2 separate regions of the Homo sapiens genome follow, and region 2 is linked to region 1. A link is a contact called in ENCODE Hi-C data. All regions are on one chromosome and are shown on one strand. Each heading gives the region's core, a stretch centred on a gene start or an enhancer-like site at or near the end of the contact. The rest is flanking DNA. Distances are from core to core; before and after follow the strand shown.

Region 1 (7,134 bases), core at 2,440-4,939:
GAGTATTTCATGCCCACCAGCCCTTCCTCCTTCACCCAGAGCTCACACCATCATCCCGTGCCCGGCTCCAGGCAGGCGGGTGGGGCAGACGCTGACCCGGAGCGCGTTACTAAAACCAAGGGGTCTTTGAAAATCAGGGAGTCTGCCTTTCCAGACTTCTGACAGCCCCCCTCTTCACAGCGATTCTCTCCCCACCCCTTGTGTCTTCTTCCTCCCGTTCTCCATTCTTGGGGGGCAAAATAAGATGGAGACTCCCGAAGCACAGGGTGGAAGGCACTCCCCCACCCCTTCTTCCTCCTCCTCCCACAACACAGCTGGAGGGGGAGGGGAGGTCAGCAGGGTTCACAGAGGCCAGATGTTAAGGAAAAAGAGAGAAGTGCCCACCCACCCCACCCCCACCCTCACCCCCAAGGAAAGAAAAATGAAAGGAGACAGTTTTTAAAACAAACAAAACTTTTATGGTCCAAAACAGTTTTTCTCAAGAATCTGCTCTATGCAAACAATAACAACTTTTTACAAAGCATTTTCACAGAAAAGGAGACAAGTCCTTCCCCAGCGTGGGAATTGTTCCTCTCGCACCTCGTTTTCGGGGGAAGAGGGGGCGCTATTCACTAGTGCGGGATGGAAGGCGCACTGGGTCCCTCAGTTGTTCGGCAGCTCCAAAAGCCCCAGCTTCCCTTCATACCTCAACTTGCCATCTCCCTAAGACCTAAGCTCCCCTGACCTCACCTGGGTGGAGGAGAAAGCACTTCCAATCCTCTCTGACTCAAGATCCTCCTAGCTGGAGGGCATGGCAGAGGGCATGATCCAGGCCTATCTCACCCCTCCCCTGGAAAACAGAACCTCTGACCCCAAACCTAATCCCCTGGCCCTGCCCCTTTCGGATCCATCAGATCTCTGACAACTCCCGCAATCCCTGAGGCTGGGGTGTTGCGGGGGGAAGCTTAAGGTACCTCAGCCCAGGTTCCATCCAGACTCAAACTTTGCCCCTTCAAACCCCAGGGGACTCTTGAAGTTAGGCCAAGAGTCCTTTCATTTACCACCTCTGCAAAGTGCAGCTTGTTTTGTTTCCACTCTTTAAGGGGGCTGAGTTTGGGTGTCCAAAGAATGGACTTGGGCCTGCCTTCCACCTCCACCCCCTCTCATCCATAAATCGGTGGAGGCCCTCGAAAGGCGACTTGTTTGGTCTGATTTTATTGATTTCTTCCACCTTCTATTACTTTCCCTGGGACAGTGTCTAGCCCCTTCCCCAGGCAAAGTAAGCACTTTCCAGGAGAGGAGGTCCCTCAGCCCTACCCGTCCTAAGGGAAGTAAGTTGGGGGAGGGGGCTGATTAATCAAGGTTGGGGGAAATCTTTCTCACCGGCCAGACCTTACACTCGGAAAGCAAACAAGGAAAAAACGGGAACTCCAAAACTGGACAAAAGGGAAAGGTCGGCGGCTGAGGCTGAAGATCTCACCAATTAAGGGTCACCTGCACTTGAGGGGGCCTAGAAAGGGGACAGGAAGGGGGTGATCTTCCTCTTACCCAAGTTCCCTCACCCATTAAAGGCTCCAGCGGTGCTTGGAGCGTTAGGGAAGGCCTGAGGGGAGCAAAGGGTTAAAGGCCTGGACAGTGGGGGTGGGGGATGCCCCCAGGGAGCTGCCAATCATCTCCCCACCCCCACCACAGCCCCGCACCCCAGGCTCGCCCACAGACACAGTAACAACCGGTTTGTCCATCACCGAGGTCTCTCTCTTCTCCCCTTTTTTTTGGGTGGGGGGGTGTCTTTGAGCGGTGGCCTCCTTTGCTCCCACTGGGGTGCAGGCCCTGCCTCCAACGGTCCGAGATGGAAGGAGGCAGGGATTGGAATCTATGTCATCAGCCTTCTCCCGACTCCAGCCCTGGGTTCCTCTGCAAAGGATGAGGGGGAGGGACTGTCACCCCGAAAACTTAGGTGCTTGAATGAAGATCACTGTTATTTAGGTCCCTCTGCCCACAGCTCCTAAAATGTAAAGGAAGGGGACAAATGTGAGAAACGGGGCTCCCTCCTCAAGCCCGCGGTTTGGCCATGGTCCCAACTTTTCCCCTTTGGCAGAAGTCCCACGGTCAGCTTTCATCCATGTTGATCCCCCAGAATTTGAGGCCAGGGGGCTCAGGGACAGCGGGACCCCCCATCTGCCACCTCCACAGCGGGTGGGCGGGCGGGGGCTTAGAGTCTCCCTGGAGGCGAAGCGAGGATGCCGGCTTTAGGTCTCCGTCTTCCCCCACCACCAGGGCCGGGGGGCAGGGGAAGCAGTTGAGGAGGCTGAAGGTGCTCGTGGTGGGGAGCGTCGGTGCAGGGCGGCGGGGCTGCGCGGTGCGCGGAGGGGGCGCCGGCAGCCGGCGTTTCTTGGCGGCTCCCCGAGCCGGCCCTTTCGCAGGCGGCCGCTCTGGCCCCCGGCGCAAACTCGGAGTGTCCAAGGCGAAGCCCTTCGCGTAACACCAAAGTTTCGACCGGCGGATCAGACGATCGAAATGTTCCTGGCGGAGATCTCCGGGTGCGGCCGGAGCCGGGCTGGCCGTCGAGGGGCTGGCCGCTGGAGCCTCGGGGGCGGCCGGCGGGGGGTTTCCATCGACTTCGGCAGGCTGGCCGGGCAGGAACGGCCGCGGCGCCGTCCCGGGACCCGCGGGCTCGGTGGAGAGGCCCGCAGGTGGCGACGGAGGCCGGGAACTGGGTTCCTGAGGCGGGCTGGCGGCTGGGCCACGCTGAGGCTCGAGACCCGGGGCCGGGCGAGGCGGGGCCGAGGCGAAGCTGGTCGTAGATTCCCGAGGGTGCGGGGGCGCAGGGCAGCGGCCCGGAGGTGCACAGGAGCGAACGCCGAAGTGCGGGAAACCGCCTCCGCCCTCTTCCTCCTCTCCGCGGCGGGGGCACGCTGCGACGTCCGCATCCTCGCCGGCGGCGGTGTTAGGAACGCCGGGCCGCCCGGTCGGTGCCCAGAGGTGCTTCAGGCCATCCGGGGCCCAGCCGCCAGGGCGCAGGGGGGCCTGAGGGCCCCGCAGCACTGGGGACCGCGCCGCCAGCTCCCCAGGCCCCGGGCCCAGAGAGGACGCCCGGGGCTTGGCAAGGGCGCAGAAGGCGAGGGCACGCAGGCACAGCGGAGAGAATTCCTGGGTCCCCCGACACGGCTTCCGGGGCGTGGGGGAGCAGGGCGACCCTCGCGGGGACGCCGGCACTGCCAGGCGGGGCGCAGGGCACAGGGTCTCCATGGAGCAGCCTGAGGGGTGCCCACTGAGCGGGTCCAGGTCCCAGCGGCGGGATGCCCTGGCTGCCCGAAGAGCCCACGGGTGAGGGGAACATCGCCCCCCGTCGACGGGGAGGTCTCTGCTCACGGGCGCCCCCGGCCCGCCACCCGGGGCCGCAGAGCTCGGGCTCCCTCTTCGCTCTCCTCACGCGGCCCTCCCGGCGGCCGGACTCCTGGGTCCCTGTGAGTCCCGGCGGGGTCGGCCGCCCTTCTGCCGCCGCGTCCCCTTCGCAACCCCGGCGGGAGACCCTCTCGAGTCGCCCGAAGCGCAGAGGCAGGGGAAACAAAGCGGCCGGCGGCCGCGGGAGGCGGGAAGGACCCCGGGCCCGGCACCCGGTGCCCGGGCCCAGGCGGCGGGGAGGGCGCCTTCCGCCCGCTCGGTTTCTTTCTTCCCCGCTGGCTCCCGGAGACCGCGTTATAGAGAACTGCCCCCTCGCTGCCCCAATACCAGCGCCGGGGCCGCGAGCCCGCCGCTGATTGGGCCGCACCGCCCGTGACGTTAGCCCGGACCCCACCCCTCCGGCGGCACCGCCCCCGTCCCCATTCCGCACACAGACACACACACGTGGACCCGGCGCGGCGGCGGCTGGGAGGGAGCGCGGGAGGGAGCGTGCGCGGGTGGGATCGCGAGCGGCCAGATGCGCCGCCGCACGTGGCCCGGTGGCGTCCTGGGATTTCGTCGTCGCAAAGCCACTCGTTTTTTCCCGAGCAGTCACGGTTTTGCATCTGTAAAATGGGACGGTTCATATCTGCCCTCTTGGGACTAAAAGAGCTATGTGAATCAACGTAGATGAATCTCAGAAATAATGTTTAGGGGAAAGATGAAATGAGGCAATGGTTGTTTACAAGCTTTGCACAGCAGGGATTCTAGCGGGCCGTGAATGGCCCCTAAAACAGTGCGTGGCACACAGTAGGCTCAAAAATGCTGTAATGTATAAGTAGTTAATAATTCAGTACTTGTATGCAAGATGAACAAAAAAAATAAATTTGGAAGGGTGGGAGTGTTATTACATCCATGGAAGCCGATAAATAGGCTGTCTCGGTATCTATTTCCATTTCTCTGATGCAGTATCTAAATACTCCGCCTCAACTAAATTCCGAGGGCTGACTCTGCAACCCCTGACCCCCAATCCCAGGATGCCCCCCTCTGAGGTTTGATCTGCCAAACCGGTTGAAGAGGCCAGAGGAGGGCACGCGCAGACCCTCACTCTCATCTGCCCCAAGGAAAATAAAGAAAAAGTGAATTCCCAGTACAAATTCTGATAATGCAGCACACACCCCCACCCTGTTCTATCCCCTTAACCTTCTTTAGTTTCTGCATAGCTTATTGTTACATAAAAGTCTGTAAATGGATTTATTCTTTAGTGTCTGTCTCTCCCATTAGTCTGGAAATGAGTTGACGAGAACTTTGTCTTGATCATTGGTGCATCCCCCACTGCCTAGAACAGTGGCCAAGATATAATAGGTGCTCAATCAATATGTGTGAATGAATGAATGAGCAAGTGAGCGAGTGAATGAATCCTTGGGATATTTCTCTCTTGATAAAAATCAGGTTATTGGAATACTGCCGTTTCCTATCTGTGGAAATACAGAGATTGGTATGATGACTTGGGGTAAAGGTGTGGAAGAATGCTGGGGGCGGCCCCACAGATAAATATCTTATTCTGGAGCCAGGACAAGAGAGGGTTTCAGAACGGGGACAAATGATGCAGCTTGCCTCCGGGCCCTTCTAGCAGTGACAACAGAGGTGTAGTTTCCCTATGTGTCATCAAATAACATCTGGGAGGACAGGGGTAAGGAGGATCTGCCTCCCCCACCTGCAAAGTCCAGAGGTAAAGTCCCTAGGTGGGGCGAGGGTTTGAGGAAGGAGGAGGTGTGATGTTCCATTGCCCAAAACACTCACCCTCTAACATCTGCAGAAGAGCTCTCCAGGGCAGTTGTCACAAGGGGGGATCCTGGGGTCCTGCCAAGTCATGAAGCTGAGCTGGGTCTAGACTCCAGGGCTCATAATTGCTCAAAAAGCCCACCTCTACACACACACACACACACACACACACACACACACACACACACACACGGAAAGTTCTGGAAGGATGATCTTCATGGCTGTCTCTTCTGCAGGACAGTGCTGAGGACTCATCCTCAACAACAGTGCCTACTTGCACTCCTGTGCCTACCACAGTGTAGACACAAGGAGAGAATGCCCAAGAAAATGATCAGTATGAATAAATGAGTGAATATTACATAACAGTGCAGATCAATGGCCTCTTCTTTCTCTGCCTCCAAAAGCTCCCAGCTCCCCCTTCCCCATGTGAGTTTGGGGGCTTTATTGAGGGGTCATTACGATTGTGAGTGCTTCTCTCTGCCTCCACTATCCCTACTTCCCCTTGCTCTCATCAGGCACCCCAGAATATGGACTCAGGGATGGAATCACTACAAACAGTAGGAGAATAGTGTGAGTGCCTCTCCAGCTGAAAGGAGATCATCAAACCACCCTTTATGGCCTGGATGGGGGCGGGGGTGGCGCTGTGCAACCCTGGGCAGGTCACCTAGACACTCTAAGTCTCAATGTCCTTATCAGTGAAAAGGGGACAACAGTGGCTTCCTCACATTGTTGGGAGGGTTGAAACATGATGTGAGCAGTCACCAGAACTCACGTGGGCAGGCCCAGCTGCTGCAATTACCATTTCCTCCGGTAGAGGACACTCGACCCCATCCTCAGCCTGCTATGAGGGCGGCAACACCCTTCTCAGGAACCTCTCCTCCTCATAGGAGAAAAAGAGGGACAAGGCTGGATGCCGGGTCCCATCTAACACTTCCAGAGTGAAGGCTAGAAAGGGCCCCTCTGGATCCAGAAGCCAGCCCTTCCCTTTCCTTGGCCCATCTAGGTCTCACCTGGGGCAGTAAGGACTGTGTTCAAGGATTTGGGAGCAGGAGACCTGCCCGGTTGCCCCTTTTGGGGAACTGCACCCCAGGCGTCCAACCCCATAGTAACTTCTGTAGTACTTACTGCCCAGTCTCTGTTCTAAGAACTGGATGTCACTTAATCCCCATAACAGCCTATGAAATAGACCTTTTTTTTTTGAGACAGGGTCTCACTCGGTCGCCCAAACTGGAGTGCAGTGGCGCGATCTCAGCTCACTGCAACCTCTGCCTCCCGGGTTCAAGCCATTCTCCTGTCTCAGCCTCCTGAGTAGTTGGGACTACAGGCGCGCACCACCACGCCCAGCTAGTTTTTGTATTTTTAGTAGAGACGAGGTTTCACCATGTTGGCCAGGATGGTCTCGAGCTCTTGACCTTGTGATCCGCCCGCCTTGGCCTCCCAAAGTGGTGGGATTACAGGCATGAGCCACTGCGCCTGGCCGACACTATTTTTAAAAGTGAACATACCACACATAACCCATTTTAAGTGTCCAATTCAATGATTTTTAGTAAATTTACAGTTATGCAACCATCATCATAGTCCAGTTTTGGGGGTTTTTTTGAGACAGTTTCACTTTGTCTTCCAGGCTGGAGTGCAGTGGCACAATCTCAGCTCACTGCAGGCTTCACCCCCCGGGTTCAAGCAATTGTCCTGCCTCAACCTCCCAAGTAGCTGAGACTATAGGTTCCCACCACCACGCCCAGCTAAATTTTTTTTTTTTTTTGAGAGTCTCACTCTGTTGCCCAGGCTGGAGTGCTCAATCTCAGCTCATTGCAACCTCCGCCTCTCAGATTCAAGCAATTCTTGTGCCTCAGCCTCCCAAGTAGCTGGGATTACAGGCAGATGCTACCACGCCCGGCTAATTTTTGTATTTTTAGTAGAGACAGGGTTTCACCCTGTTGGCCAGGCTGGTCTCGAACTCCTGACCTCAGGTGATCCGCCCACCTC
Region 2 (7,134 bases), core at 1,460-3,959, 150 kb after region 1:
ACTAGCCTGGTGATGTGTGAAGGGGAGATGAGGGGGGTAGATTTCCAAACAGAGGGGAACAGTACAGACAAGTGCAGTCCTGGTGGTGAGAAAGAACATAGCAATAATTCAGTGTGGCTGGAGATGTGGCAAGCTGATGGTGCAGGGACGCAAGAAGAAGCCAAGTGAGAAAGGAGCAGAATAAGGGCCTTATAAGCCATGTAAAGGGATTACAGGCATGCGCCGCCACGCCTGGCCAATTTTTTTTTTTTTTTTTTGAGATGTCGCCCAGGCTGGAGTGCAGTGGCGCAATCTTGGCTCACTGCAAGCTCCACCTTCCAGGTTCACGCCATTCTCCTGCCTCAGCCTCCTGAGTAGCTGGGACTACAGACATCCGCCACCATGCCCAGCTAATTTTTTTTGTATTTTTAGTAGAGACGGGTTTCACCGTGTTAGCCATGATGGTCTCGATCTCCTGACCTCATGATCTGCCCGCCTTGGCCTCCCAAAGTGCTAGGATTACAGGTGTGAGCCACCACACCCAGCCTGACTCCAACTTTTTTTTTAACTTTTTTTTTTTTTTTTTTGAGACGAGGTCTTGCTCTGTCACGCAGGCTAGAGTGCAGTGGTGCAATCTTGGCTCACTGCAACCTCCACCTCCTGGGTTCAAGCGATTCTCCTGCCTCAGCCTCCCAAGTAGCTGGGATTACAGGCGCCCGCCACTGCTCCCAGCTAATTTTTGTATTTTTAGTAGAGACGGGGTTTCACCATCTTGGCCAAGCTGGTCTCAAATCCTGACCTCGTGACCCACCCGCCTCTGCCTCCCAAAGTGCTGGGATTACAGGCATGAGCCACTGCACCTGGCTGAGACTCCATCTTAAAAAAAAAAAAAGAAAAGAGAATGGACTGGAGAGGACCAGGAGACCAATTAAGAAAATAAGATCATGTCCACAAGGTACTTGGCATGTGGAAAATGTTCGGTCAATGAGAGCTCCCTTTTCTTCCTTTTCTCTTCCCCTCCTTGTCCTGCCTCTCCCCTTCGTCAGGTCATTCAGTTGGTTGGTTGTGGGTCAGTCCGTCAGTTGGTCTGACCATCCGTCCATCCTTCCGTCCTTCCTCCCTCACTCCCTCCCTCTTTCTCCCTCTAACCCTTCCCATCTTGTCCTCCCTGCCTCAAGCATAGATTATTTTGCTCCCCAGGGAGAAAATCTTCTGGAGTCATTTTTGGCTGTCACAACTGGTGGAGACGGGTGTTAGTGGATAGCTCCAGTCTAGTGGCTAGAGGCCAGTGATGCTGCTAAACATTCTACAATGCACAGGACAGCCCAACTACCACCACTACCACACACCCCCAAAGAATTATCTAGGCCAAACTGTCAAGAGCGCTAATGTTGAGAAACCCTGGATTAGAGCTTTCCTGTCCTTAAATGCAGTTATGTGAAGAATACACTAAATTGGATGAAACTAGATGGAGTCCTGGCACTCACTGTGATTGAGAACACATGACAAACTAATAGGTTTACTGGGCAGGCGGCTAAGCTGATCTACTTGCTGGTTCAATTAGCTCCACTTTCCGGAGGCTAGCATTTTCCCAACCTTGCCCCATGCTCTTGTGGGTACATTTACCCTATTTGGGGCCTTAGCGCTTTACAAATGAACGTTTCAGTTTAAGAGACATTGCCACATAACTTATATTAAGTGGTATGAATTCAAAAGCAAGCTCTGCCACTACAGATCAGAATCCAGCACTGAAGGAGGTGTGGAAGTCAGAAAGATGGACAGGAAGATCCCTTCAGGCTTAAAAAGGACCCCAGGGCCGGGCGCTGTGGCTAACCCTTGTAATCCTAGCACTCTGGGAGGCCGAGGCGGGCGGATCACTTGAGGTCGGCAGATCGAGACCAGCCTGACCAACATGGAGAAACCCTGTCTCTACTAAAAATACAAAATTAGCCGGGTGTGGTGGCGCATGCCTGTAATCCCAGCTACTCGGGAGGCTGAGGCAGGAGAATCGCTTGAACCCAGGAGGGAAAGGTTGCGGTCAGCCGAGATCGCGCCATGGCACTCCAGCCTGGGCAACAAGAAACTCCGTCTCAAAAAAATAAAAAATAAAAAACGACCCCAGGGCATGGCTTAGGGTAGGGAGAATGGGGCACAAACCACCCCTACTTCAGTCCAGGACATGACTCTGAACTCTCACCCAAGGAAGAGAGGTGTGTGGCAAGACAAGATATACAAAACAAAGTGTGGTGACACGTCCTCCATATCTACCTCCTTTCCTAGCCATGGCTCCATCCGCCCCCTCCCCGGTCTTCCCAGAATTTACAGCCGGTAGAGCCGCAGTCAACAAACACGCAAACACCACCTGTCACTGTTCGCGACACACCTCGGACTTTCCCAAATCTCAGTCCCACCCCTCCATTGCCCTAAGGATCCATCCCCTCTTCAGGGCAACGGCCTCCTCCCGGCGAAAGCAAAGCTGCGTTGCCATGGTTATCCACTCCTTCCTCTACCCCCACCCCCTGCCAATTTCCGTCCCGGCCTCAGTCCTCCCCCGCCCAGGCCTCCCTCCACTCACCAGGTCTCCGCCCCCCATGACGGTGGAGACGATTCCTCACTACGCGGATCTGGAAGATTTCGGGAGGATCAAGAGAAAACGTAGAGAAATAGTTCGGGGGCTACCTCGCGGGATCTAGTCCCAGGAGCCGTCAACTGCCAGTTTCACCACCGCTCTAGAGGTCACTTCCGGGAGGGCGTCATCTCACCGCGTCGGCGTCGCGGAACGATGACGTACAGGGCTCGGTCGCGCTTTGTGACGTTGGCGTTACTTGCAGATTTTGCAAAGGTCCGGGCTCCGCTGTCGAGGCCTTTGCTGTCGAGGTCTCATTTTGGCTGCTTCGGGTCGCCACGTTGCCTGATGTCCCAGACTCTCTGTTGAAACGCCACAACTCTGTTCAGTGATGGGTTGCCGTGGGCCTGTGCCCACGGCTGTGTTGCCATGGCAGCTCACCAGGGCATTCGGCTCAAAGCTCCACGTAGTCTCTGCTAGACCTAAGGTGGACCAGACTAGGCCTCCTCCCCTCACCCTGCACACACCCCCACGCTCCAGTTTTCCAAAACGGCTTTGCAAACTGGCGCTTTCCTCAGACCTTGACTCACAGCAAATCCCCTTATGCCAGGCCTATTTTACGAAGCTAAATAGAAACCATCAAATCGAAATTCCATCAGCTTCCGTTTGCCAAACTTTTAAAATCTGCCAGCTTCCACAGTGGCAGATTTTCCCATAGTGGGAAGCTGGCAGATTCCTTTCCCTTCAGTTACTATGTGTTTTTGGCATGTTTTTCTTTTTTCTTTTTCTTTTTCTTCTTCTCCCTTTGTTTTTGTTTTTTGAGAAGGAGTTTTGCTCTCCCAGGCTGCGGTCGAAGCTGACTGCAACCTCCGCCTCCCGGACAGCAATTCTCCTGCCTCAGCCTCCCAAGTCGCTGGGATTACAGGCGCCCGCCACCCGCCCGGCTAATTTTTGTATTTTTTGTAGAGACAGGGTTTCACCATGTTGCTCAGGCTTGTCTCGAATTTCGACCTCAAGTGATCTCCCCGCCTCAGCCTCCCAAAGTGTTGGGATTACAGACATAAGCCACCGCGCCTGGCTATTTTTATTTTTGTAGCAACAGGGTTTTGCCATCTTACCCAGGCTTGTCTCAAACTCCTGGACTCAAGCAATCCTCCTACCTCGGCCTCCTAAAGTGCTGGGATTACAGGTGTGAGCCACTGCGCCCGACCTGTTTTGTAATTTTCAGAATAGAAGTTTTGCACATCTTTTGTTAAATTTATTCTAAATGTTGTATTTTTTGTGATGCTATTTTATTTATTTATTTATTTATTTATTTATTTATTTATTTATTTATTTATTTATTTATTTCGAGACGGAATCTCACTCTGTTGCCCAGGCTGGAGTACAGTGGCGCAATACCAGCTCACTGCAACCTCCGCCTCCTGGGTTCAAGCGATTCTCCTGCCTCAGCCTCCCGAGTAGCTGGGATTACAGGCATACGCCACCACGACCTACTGATTTTTGTGTTTGTAGTAAAGATGGGATTTCACCGTGTTGGCCAGGCTGGTCTGGAACCCCTGACCTCAGGTGATCCGCCTACCTTGGCCTCCCAAAATGCAAGGATTACAGGCACCCGGCCTGTGATGCTATTTTAAATAAAATTTAAAAATTTTAATTTTCCAATTGTTTGCTACTAATAGATAAGAACGTGCTTTTGTATAGTAACCTTCTATTTTACAGGCTTGCTAAATTCACTTATTAGTTCTTATGGCTTTTTAAAAATACTTATTGCCCGGGCGCGGTGGCTCACTCCTGTAATCCCAGCACTTTGGGAGGCCGAGGCAGGTGGGTGGATCACCTGATGTTGGGAGTTTGAGACCAGCCTGGCCAACATGGAAAAACCCCATCCTACTAAAAATACAAAAATTAGCCGGGCGTGGTGGCGGGTGCCTGTAATCCCAGCTACTTGGGAGGCTGACACAAGAGAATCACTTGACCCTAGGAGGTGGAGGTTGCTGTGAGCCAAGATGGCACCACTGCACTATAGCCTGGGCGACAAGAGTGAGACTTTGTCTCAAAAAAAACAGAAAGAAAGAAAGAAACAGGCTGGGCTCGGTGGCTCACGCGTGTAATCCCAGCACTTTTGGGAGGCTGAGGCGGGCAGATCATCTGAGGTTGGGAGTTTGAGACCAGCCTGACCAACATAGAGAAACCCCGTCTCTACTAAAAATACAAAATTAGCCGGGCGTGGTGGCACATGCCTGTAATCCCAGCTACTCTGGAGGCTGAGGCAGGAGAATCACTTGAACCCAGGAGGCAGAGGTTGTGGTGAGCCAAGATAGCGCCATTGCACTCCAGCCTGGGCAACAAGAGCAAAACTCTGTCTCAGAAAAAAAAAAAAAGAAAAGAAACAAACAAAATACCTATTAAATATTTACTTAAATGTATTTGAATAAAGTTTACTTAAAAGAAAAGCAGGCTCACTGCTGTAGTCCCAGCACTTTGGGAGGCCGAGGCAGGTGGATCACTTGAGCCCAGGAGTTGGAGACCAGCCTGGGTAACGTGGTAGAACCCTGTTTCTCAAAAAATACAAAAATTAGCAGGACATAGTGGCATGTGCCTGTAGTCCCAGCTACTCAGGAGGCTGAGGTGAGAGACTGCCTGAGCCCAGGAGGCAGAGGTTGCAGTGATCCAAGATCATACCACTGCACTCCAGCCTGGGCAACAGAGCGAGACCCTGTTTCAAAAAATAAAAGAGGGCCGGGCGCAGTGGCTCACGCCTGTAATCCCAGCACTTTGAGAGGCCAAGACAGGTGGATCACCTGAGGTCAGGAATCCAAGACCAGTCTGGCCAACATGGCGAAACCCCGTCTCTACTAAAAATACAAAAAAATTAGCTGGGCGTAGCAGTGCACGCCTGTAATCCCAGGTACTTAGGAGGCTAGGCAGGAGAATCGTTTGAACCCAGGAGGCAGAGGTTGCAGTGAGCTGAGATTGCACCACTGTACTCCAGCCTGGGTGACAGAGCCAGACTCCACCTCAAACTTAATTAATTAATTAATTTAATTAAATAAAGAAAAGCAAGCAGAGCACAGTGGCTCATGCCTGTAATCCCAGCACTTTGGGAGGCTGAGGTAGGAGGACTGCTTGAGCCCAGGAGTTTGAGACCAGCCTGGGCAACACAATAAGACACTGTCTGACAAAAAAATAAAAGGAAGAAAAAAGGAAAGAAAAGCAATGCTTTGGGAAAGAGTCTGGCAGTTCCTCAAAAGGTTAAACTTAGTTACCATATAACCCAGCATTTCTACTCCTGGGTATATACTCCCAAGAGAAATGAAAGCATACATCAATACAAAATATTGCCCATGAATGGCTTTTTATTTTGTTTTGTTTTGAGACAGAGTCTTGCTCTGTCTTCCAGGCTGGAGTACAGTGCTGTGCTCTTGGCTCACTGCAACCTTCACCCCACTGGTTCAAGCGATTATCGTGCCTCAGCCTCCCAAGTAGCTGGGATTACAGGCGCACACCACCACACCCGGTTAATTTTTTTGTATTTTTAGTAGAGAGGAGGTTTCACCATGTTGGCCAGGCTGGTCTCCAACTCCTGACCTCAAGTGATCTGCCCACCTCGGCTTCCCAAAGTGCTGGGATTATAGGTGTGAGCCACCACACCTGGCCAAAATCTTGTACGTGAATGTTCATAGTAGCCGTTATTCATACCAGTTAAAACATGGGGGAGGCTGGGCATGGTGTTTCATGCCTGTAATCCCAGGACTTTGAGAGGCCAAGATGGCCAGATCATTTGAGGCCAAGAGTTGGAGACCAGCCTGGCCAACATTGCAAAACCCTAAAAATACAAAAATTACTAAAAGTAAAAAATTAGCTGGGTGTGGTGGTGCACATCTGTAATCCCAACTATTCAGGAGGCTGAGAACCCAGGATTTGGAGGCTGCAGTAAGCCAAGATTGTACTACTGCACTCCAACCTGGGCAACAGAGTGAGACTCTGTCTCAAAAATAAAGTAGGGCAGAGAATCAAAACATATCCATTACCTGATGATGATGAATAGATAAAGTATGGTATATCCACACAGTGGAATATTATTTGGCCATAAAAAAAGAAGTACTGGCTACACATGGTGGCTCATGCCTGTAATCCAAGCACTTTGGGAGGCTGAGGCGGGCAGATCACGAGGTCAGGAGATCGAGACCATCCTGGCTAACACAGTGAAACTCCATTTCAACTAAAAATACAAAAAATTAGCTGGGCGTGGTGGCACATGCCTGTAGTCCCAGCTACTTGGGAGGCTGAGGCAGGAGAATCGCTTGAACAGGGGGGCGGAGGTTGCAGCGAGCCAAGATTGCACCACAGCACTCCAGCCTGGGTGACAGAGTGAGACTCCATCTCCAAAAAAAAATAAAAAAGAAGTACTGTTAAGAGCTACAACATAGATAGACTTTGAAAACAGTATGCTAAGTGAAAAAAGCCAGTCACAAAAGACCACATGTATCATTCCATTTATAGGAAATTTCTATAATAGGCAAATCAATAGAGACAGAAAGTAGATTAGTGGTTGCCTAGAGATGGGTAGGTTGGGAGGAAATAGG

The links. Hi-C counts contacts between places; a loop is a spot of excess contacts on that map. Pooled maps may share reads with other maps.
Region 2: a map of mammary epithelial cell shows a loop between it and region 1 (2.6-fold over the local background). The contact joins the promoter of CWC25 here to the promoter of EPOP in region 1. A Hi-C loop is called at or near these places in 1 of 168 maps with a recorded cell type or tissue (mammary epithelial cell) and 10 of 50 pooled maps.

Annotation. Positions count from the first base shown.
Region 1 is chr17:38,671,268-38,678,401 of GRCh38, forward strand. It overlaps EPOP (elongin BC and polycomb repressive complex 2 associated protein), which reads right to left and starts at 3,690. Exons shown (of 1, transcript NM_001130677.2): 1 at 436-3,690. The coding sequence starts at 3,228. The coding sequence ends at 2,089. RefSeq lists a silencer at 529-823 and enhancers at 2,098-2,933, 5,789-6,083.
Region 2 is chr17:38,822,612-38,829,745 of GRCh38, forward strand. CWC25 (CWC25 spliceosome associated protein) reads right to left here and starts at 2,710. Exons shown (of 10, transcript NM_017748.5): 1 at 2,555-2,710. The coding sequence starts at 2,572. It overlaps MIR4727 (microRNA 4727), which reads left to right and starts at 3,227; the gene lies at 3,227-3,281. RefSeq lists an enhancer at 1,418-2,049.